2 separate regions of the Homo sapiens genome follow, and region 1 is linked to region 2. The links are chromatin loops, found by intact Hi-C in ENCODE. Cell type or tissue: GM12878. All regions are shown on one strand. Each heading gives the region's core, and the rest is flanking DNA. Links, peaks and the distances in the headings are about the cores only.

The links. A loop is a pair of places that touch in the nucleus more often than their neighbours do. Peaks named below come from ENCODE experiments on the same cell type or tissue, not always from the same donor. Only the 100,000 strongest peaks of a DNase experiment are listed, where the experiment ranks them.
Region 1: it touches region 2 in a loop (1.9-fold over the local background); 1 of 110 quality-filtered maps calls a loop at or near these places.

Annotation. Positions count from the first base shown.
Region 1 is chr1:186,720,771-186,725,174 of GRCh38, forward strand. No RefSeq gene overlaps it. Among named protein-coding and RNA genes, the nearest start is that of PACERR, 42 kb to the left of the region's middle. In GM12878, for the core only: a CTCF peak has its summit at 2,115 (motif pointing right); no DNase peak of the experiment used is centred there.
Region 2 is chr1:186,847,454-186,851,857 of GRCh38, forward strand. The region is part of intron 1 of PLA2G4A (phospholipase A2 group IVA); the gene reads left to right. Among named protein-coding and RNA genes, the nearest start is that of PLA2G4A, 21 kb to the left of the region's middle. RefSeq lists a silencer at 2,032-2,081. In GM12878, for the core only: no CTCF peak of the experiment used is centred there; a DNase peak (open chromatin) is centred at 2,008; H3K4me3 peaks cover 367 bases.

The DNA of each region.
Region 1 (4,404 bases), core at 191-4,190, 130 kb before region 2:
CATATATGTGAGAGCAGATTCACTAAGGGACACAGGCAAAATCAAGCCTCTGAGCCATTTGTGTCTTACTCAAAATTCAAATGATAGCAAAAGATTAATATCCACAATATATAACAATTCCTAAATATAACCAAGATCGATAACTCAATAAACATACAGGCAAAATAAATAGACATTTCACAAAAGAAATACAAATGGCCCATATATACGTGAAAGAAAATGCTCTAACTCTTTAGTTATCAGGTATATGCAAATTACAAACCCAATGCCATACCATTTTACAGTCATCAGATTGTCAAAAAGTCAATGCCTTGAGAGCAAAAATGTAGAACTAATCTGTTTGGAATTATAGAATCTGAGTCTGTAATTTGATTTCAATAAAAGCCACTAAAATATTGAAATAAATAATTTTGAAAACATACTGTTTGAAATAAACAGTTTTGAAAACATGCTGTTCTTACATGCTATTCACTACACTTTTTGCCACTAGAGCAAGATCTATTTCTGTTTTGTTTTGTTTTATGTTTGTTTTCGCTGTTTTATCCTTAGCCTTTGGTACAATCCGTACACATAGTGAGTGCTCAATAAATCTTCATTGAATGTGTAATTCACAAATATTAGCTTCAAATGAAAGAAGCTCAACTTTACACATTTTGAATGGTAATGTGGTACCTCTGCGAAGAGGTTTTTCAACTAATCTGTATTTTTCCTTTCTTATTTGAACATAGGGAGAACATGGAAAGTGGAAAATTCCAAATCTTAGGAAATGGATTTTTAAAAAAATCATTTGATTAATAAAATTGCATGCTTTTAATAATCTCAGTCAAAAATTTATTGTTATACCGACATGTTCTAGAAGTTCTTAATAACAGTTTATGGATTAAGACAAACTTTAATAACAGATTGTGGAAAGCAAATGGTTTCAATGTAGTTCTGTGTAATTGCCCACATATGATGTTTTGATTTTTTCATTCTGGTATAGTACATGCAGCAGTGAATTGTATCTCACTTACATGCCCCTGTCACAAATTTCTGTGTAACTTCATTTACTTAACTTCTCTGGATCTTTGTTTTCTCAAACACAAGATGATGTTGGGCTGGTGGAAAAAAACTTGTCTATTGTATACTTATTGTATAAAATGAATTTAGTTGAGTTTTTTTTTGAGGCCCTTAAGACAGTATTGCAATAATTAAAGGTGTTTCTAATAATAATTTAGACAGAATTCTATCATTAAAGCACCCCATCCCTTCTAAGCATCAGTCCTCTGAGTTTCTATTCATTTTAAATCACCTTTTTGGGCCCCTGAGGAAAATTTGGGCCATTTAGGCCTCCAGGCATTTGTAAGTGTTGCCTCTCCTCTTACGTTAAAAAATTCTGCAATAAACGTTTTATTGAAGTCAAAATGTAAATTTCCAGTTTATTCATTGGTCTATGATACATCTCTGATAGTTTTATTTGACATTATCCAACTTTCTTTCCTGCTGCCCCCACCTAACCCAAATTTATGTGTCCTTTAAAATTTGACTCATATGTCACATTCTGCTAGAATACTTATCCCATTTTGCTTTCTGCTCTTATTTCTCCACTGACATTCTTTCATGTGACTTTATTTTTGTGACCTGACCTGTCAGCAATCATTGAATTGAAAACTTCATAAGGGCAGATGTCATACCTTGTTCACTGTTCAATTCCCATATCAAATGCATTCTGACACATAATGAGCACTCAACAACGTTGAACGGTTAAATTAATGAAAGAAACAGGCAAACTGAGTCTTTGTTGTTTAAAGAGACTTTTCTTTGGTACTCTTCTCTTTCCAAATACTGACCGAATGTGCCCTTTATTTCTTCTAGGCCCTATAATTTGTACCTATTGGAAAGAGAACTATGCTAAAATTAAAAGGTAAAATTTATGTTCCAGCCCAAGGTATTTATGGAATGAATGAATGAATGAAACAACCAGCCAAACCTTTCTCTAAATGCTATGACACTTTTTAATTTCTTATGTCATCTGTTCGTGTTTTATTACTGAATTACAAGCAAATGATGTTGGATGAACGTGGTCTATTCTGAATACAATGTGGATTGTGAATTTGTTTTGGTAGCTAACTAGTGTTAATGAGCACTCCAACCTCTAGGGGGAGCTCATGGAAACATAACCCTCTTCTAGGTCTGGGCTTTTTTTTTTTTTCTGAGAAAAAAATGTTTAATTGATAGCATGGAAGTAAAACATTGTGTGATTAAACTGGCAACAACAACAAAGGTGAAGTACAAAATGAAGTGAATTGTAAGTGTAAGAAGTGTAGCAAGGGTACAAAATTAGACATTTGGGAAAGGGAAATATCAAATTCCCAAATTTTTCCATTTAATTTAGCATCTGGTTGAAGTCGTTGTAGCTAAATGTTTAAATATGGTTAGCACATTTCAAGACAGGAAAAGGAACAGCTTGATTGGAATGGGACATATCCCAAAGGCTGAAAATCATCTAGTAACAGGCTGGAGTTTGGGTTATAGCTTTATTACTAACCAAAATATTAATTCTAGTTGGAAGTTTAAACTCCAATAAGACACAAGCCTGAATCTACTATGGTTGCTTCTGGCCCTAAATTCTTGTTCTAGTCATCATTTTTGGTTTAAGAGAGTGACTGTCATTGTCATGTTAAGGTGAAAAAGAACATTCGAGTATATTGCGGTGTAGCAAGAAGAGCATATAAAACCACTATTCTAACATCATTTTAACTACTACCTTGCCAGATGAACTTTGGGAAGTCTGCCTGATTTTTCTGAGCTCCTCTTTTTTTTTTTTTTTTTTAAATAAAATGAAAGTAATGTTCCCACTTTCCTGCTTAATTCAAAAAATCATTATGGTATAAAATGAGCTAATGGAATGTGAACACCCCAACTATAAGCTGTTCAATAAATGAAAGGTATTAATCTTTTCCAGGCCAACCACACTTTTAACAAAACATGGAGAGACTTCCCTGATGGAGCGGTACAAACTGAAGATTCATTGTGTACTAATTAATGGGCTGGCTAAAAGAGTGAGAGTTCCAGTTTATATGATTATTTCCTTTTTAAAAATTTTTTTTATTGTACTTTAAGTTCTGGGATACGTGTGCAGAACATACAGGTTTGTTACACAGGTATACACATGCCATGGTGGTTCGCTGCACCCATCAACCCGTCATCTACATTAGGTATGTCTCCTAATGCTATCCCTCCCCTATTTCCCCACCCTCCAACAGGCCCTGGTGTGTGAAGTTCCCCTCTCTGTGTCCATGTGTTCTCATTTTTCAGCTCCCACTTATGAGTGAGAACATGCGGTGTTTGGTTTTCTGTTCCTGTGTTAGTTTGCTGAGAATAATGGTTTCCAGTTTCATCCACGTCCCTGCAAAGGACATGAACCCATCCTTTTTATGGCTGCATAGTATTCCACGGTATATATGTCCCACATTTTCTTTATCCAGTCTATCATTGATGGGCATTTGGGTTGGTTCCAAGTCTTTGCTATTGTGAACAGTGCTGCAATAAACATACGTGTGCATGTGTCTTTATAGTAGAGTGATTTATAATCCTTTGTGTTTATTCTCAGTAATGGCATAATGTCAAATGGTATTTCTGGTTCTAGATCTTTGAGGAATTGCCACACCGTCTTTCACAATGCTAGAACTAATTTACACACCAATAGTGTAAAGGGGTTCCTATTTCTCCACATCCTCTCCAGCATCTCTTGTTTCCTGACTTTTTAATGATCGCCATTCTAACTGGCGTGAGATGGTATCTCATTGTGGTTTTGATTTGCATTTCTCTAATGACCAGTGATGATGAGCTTTTTTTTCATGTTTGTTGGCTGCATAAATGTCTTCTTTTGAGAAGTGTCTGTTCATATCCTTTGCCCACTTTTTAATGGGCTTTTTTTTGTTTTTCTCTTGTAAATTTGTTTAAGTTCCTTGTAGATTCTGGATATTATCCCTTTGTCAGATGCATAGATGGCAAAAATTTTCTCCCATTCTGTAGGTTGCCTGTTCACTCTGATGATAGTTTCTTTTGCTGTTCAGAAGTACTTTAGTTTAATTAGATCCCATTTGTCAATTTTGGCTTTTGTTGCCATTGCTTTTGGTGTTTTAGTCATGAAGTCTTTGTCCATGCCTATGTCCTGAATGGTATTGCCTAGGTTTTCTCCTAGGGTTTTTATGGTTTTAAGTCTTATATTTAAGTTTTTAATCCATCTTGAGTTAATTTTTGTATAAGGTGCAAGGAAGGGGTCCAGTTTCAGTTTTCTGCATATGGTTAGCCAGTTTTCCCAGCACCATTTATTAAATAGAGAATCCTTTCCCCATTGCTTGTTTTTGTCAGGATTGTCAAAGATCAGATGGTTGTAGATGTGCGGTATTATTTCTGAGG
Region 2 (4,404 bases), core at 84-4,083:
CCACATTCCTCGTTCTGCCATTTTGTAAGCTGGTTCACCTATGTATTGGACTTTAAAGTAGAAGCTTTGGCCAAGACCTTAAGCCATAAGATTTAAGACATGCACTACTAAAATGGATAGTGAAACAGCCTACTCTTTGTGTTTTAAAGAAAGCAGATGGACAAGGACATTTATATAATATATAAAACTTACCCACTTCACAGTTATAAAAGCATTGAAATAGTAGAGATGTGGGAAGAGCTTCAGAAGAGTTTTGTTGTTGTTTTGGAGAGCACTGCTGTGAGTACAGCCCCTCTTCCCTTGGGGTGGAGATCTGGAGAGGAATATGCCTACTAATTCCCAATCAAGAGAGGGGCTTTAAAGAGACCACTGAGAACGCTCATCAGAGGGTTTAACATTTGTCTTCTGCAGTAGGCTGGTGTCTTGTCATACTTGGGAAATATAAAGGACACAAGTAGCAGAATAGTTTCATTTAGGAAGTAATTGCATTCTCAGGGTTTGTTGGAAGAAAGAAAACATGTATGAGTATTGTCCATGGACTAAAGAGAACCCTGGGAAGAATCTTAAATCCTATACAAGGCGTTTGCCTGGTAACATGAAAGAACCTCAGAAAACGAAAACTGGAAGTGGACCACAAGATGCACTGGGGCTGTGGAAAAAAACACAAGCCCCCAGCTGGAGTAGAGATGCGTTTGTGCATGTCAGGGAACACAAGGAAGAAATCTCAAAAACAGAGAATCTCAGAAGAATCCACAAAAAGCATCTATGAAAGAAAGACTCAGCTTTAACATGTACCAAGCCAAGAGATCACAAAACCAGCTTATAAAAGTACTGCTGAAGTAATATTTTTCTTGCCTCTATTCTCGCTCTCTCTGCATCCTTTTCCAACTATAAGGGTTTAAAAACCAGAGTTATCAAGCTTGGGAGGGTTTGACCATAGGCAGGGGAGGGGAGAAGTCAATGACTTCATCCCCTTTCTCCTGCAACAAGCTCTACCTTGAGCAGGAGAGAGACTTTAACTCAACGAACCCGGCATTTCAATGTCTGCAGTGACTGGGTTAATTCTTTTTCTCTTTTCCTTTTTCTTTTCTTCCTTTCACATCCAAGTTAACAGAAAAGTTCTGAGGCTGCCTGAGATTTCATCAGGGTAGAAGGAGAGTTAGCCCTGAATAGAATCAAAGAACAAGACAAAGTTGCTTTGAGATTAAATGCCATGAGTCATGTTTGTTTACTCTCTAGTTATCTTGTAGTTCTTAACCTAGTGATTTTACACACACACACACACACACACATACACACATACATACACACAGAAAGGGGGCAGAGAAGGGAGAGAGAGAAACTAGACTTGGACAGTTAGCTATCTTAAGCATATTTCTTGCTTTGGATTTAATATCAGGAGAGTCTCTATCCAAGTCTTGCTGTAAGATACAGTAGTGGATAATAGGTGGTGAACAGAGTGGTTATGAATGAAGTTGCTGGAAATGAGAAGAGGAAATAAAATTGCTGACATTAAACTTTGGATCCCAGCAACAGATTTCCTCTAAACATTTTGAGTACTAATTTCACCCCCTCTGGAATCTCACTTGTTCTGCTTTTTTTAAATAAATAGAGAGCTAATTTAACATCATTTGACATTAAGAATTGTTAGGAATAAGAAAGAGAGACATCAAAAGAGGGTGTGGCACTATTCTGTGGATTCTTTATGCATCAACCTGGCACTACTTTGAATATCCATCCATCCATTGGACAAATCTTTATTCTGAACCTACTATATTTGGGCCATTGTATTCGGCACTAGGGATGTCTCTATTAATAAGATAAATATGGCCACTGACTTAATGCCTCTTTTGTTCTCCCAGGAAAGACAGACATTGCGTCAGTGGAATGAAAGGCTTGAAGGAGGAGTCTAGAGAACACACAGAACCAGTAACAGGCAGACCAAATATACTTTGAAGGTCACGGAAGGGTTCTCTGTGGAAATGACGTTGAGACTGAATCCTGGAGAATGGGTCAGATTTAGCTAGGTAAACAGTAGTTGCCTAAGAGGTTCAACATGATCTGCCACTGCCTAAATTTCCAACCTCATCATAAGCCACTTTCACGTTTGCTCACCATTCGCCAGCCACTTGTCTTCTCTCAGTTCCTCATACTGCCTGCCTGGAACATTATAGTCTAAACCCACTCTCTCCTCACTCTGCATGGCTAGCTCCTTTTTAGTGCTCACCCTCAATTATTCTTTGTTTCTGCATTTTACTTGTTTCCATCATTTTATACAACTCTATTTCCAATTGTTTCTTTTATTTTTTGGATTCCTTGTTTTCTGATTGCTTTCTAGAGATGGAATCTCCAAGAGGGAAGGGAATGTATCTAGCTCCTCACTTTTGCCTCTCCAGTCCCTTGAACAATGTTTGACACATGGTAGTTATGCCTTAAATGTTTGTTGACTAAATGAATGAATAGAAGAGGTAAGTTACAGCCCTGAGTGGGAAAGAGCTTGACACATTTGAAGGAAAGAAAACCAGTATGGCTTTAGCATAGAAAGCAAAAGGGAAAGTAGTGGTATGGGGCTGAGGAAGTAGATAGAAATTCAATTTTGCAATCTTTTGCACTAGTATTCTTCAAATTGCTGTTAGTGAGTCATGAAATCAATTCAGTGGGCTGTTACCAGCATTTAAACAAAAGTAATAGACTGAAATCAGAGTACATTGTACTTAGCAAAAGTATCACATGAAACTTACTTCTATATTTTAAATATTTGTCTGTGTATATATTTATGTATTGTATTGTGATATGCAAAGGTTTCTTCGTTTTGGTTTGCAGTAAATAGATATAAAAGCCACCATTGTAGACCATGTTAAGGATTTCTGATTTTTCTACTAAGGGAATAGAAACTCATTGATGATATTTTCCCAGAAGAATAGGTTTTAAGATTTCCTTCCAATTGGAGACATTAATCATAATAAACAGTGTTACTACTTTTAGCAACATGCATGCATGAAAAATCAGGCTAGCCTGCATTTATTGCTACCCCTAGATTGCCTCATTTTGTTTCTACAAGGTAAGAAGTCTTATATACTATTGTTTCCCCAGTGCCTACTACAGACTAGGTAGATAGTAAAGATGTATTTGTTGAATGAACAAAGTATCTCCTATGAAGCTACTGTTCGTGAATTGAATGGCCATAAGTCCCAGAAGATGCTCTTCTGCTATGCCATTCTCATTATTACAGCTTTTAACACAGAAAACTTTGGTGAGAATAACTACCAGAATCTTGTTTACTTTTTGAGGTTCCACTTGGAGAGTGTCAAGTATAAAGTCAATAGGGCCACAAAGTTTCATGGTATACACCTGTCTGATTCACCATTTTTTTGCTCCCAAGCACCTTGCATAGCACAAGGCATATTGTAGATATTTATTTTTAAGTGGCAAATATATAAAAAAAACTTATTTTCTACTGTCACAACAATAATTACTACAGATAGTACATCTTTCAAGTAAATATATAATGTTATTAGTGATAAGTCTATGTAATGTTTATCTTAAAAGCAAATCATATGCATTGAATATTTATTATGGGCTAGGTACCTTTCACAGTACTGTTATTCACATTACAAGCAAGTAACCTGGGTCTTAGAATATGAAACTGGAACTTGAATTAAGGTCTTTCTAGATCCCATAACCAATGGTGTTTTCACCAAATTATGCTGCTTCAATAAAGAAAATAATTGGCTTTCCTTAATCCTTTGAATCCCTGATAGTACTGTCCTAGCATTGTCCTACATAGACATTTCAGCTTCTGGAGAGGGAGGACATAAGCTCTCAGGAATTACCACTGCTGCAGCAATCTAAAGGCTTCATGCTCTTGGGCCTAGGAGCTTTATGTGGACCATCATATGCATAGAACGCTTCATATTAAGAAATCACTTCTGAGGGGAAATGATATGAGGGAAATATGGATGGTAAAGATGAAAATGAGGCAGGTGATTTTATGTTATATCATCCATAAAAATATATTCCACCCACAGCTCTAGAGTATTAGCTGGATTCTGACTTGGGAACGGATGTAGTTCTCATACTTTGAATTTAGTTGGCACGAAAACATCAGCCATACTAGTAGAAAGTCATTGCTGATCACTTTAAAAATGTTGTAATAGAAATAGCACAGAAAATGCTGATAATGGGAAGTGCTGAATCGTAAGGATTATATCACTCAATATAGGTATATATTTCTTGTATTATAAATTTAACTATAAATACCAGAGTAAAAATTACTCTATTGTAGTTTTGCCTGTATTGTTTTATAATGTTATCCAATAAATATAAAATGTAGTTTCAAAAATACTTAGAGCCTAATCAAAGACACAATACAGTATAATAGTAAATGGATAATCATGTTTGTAA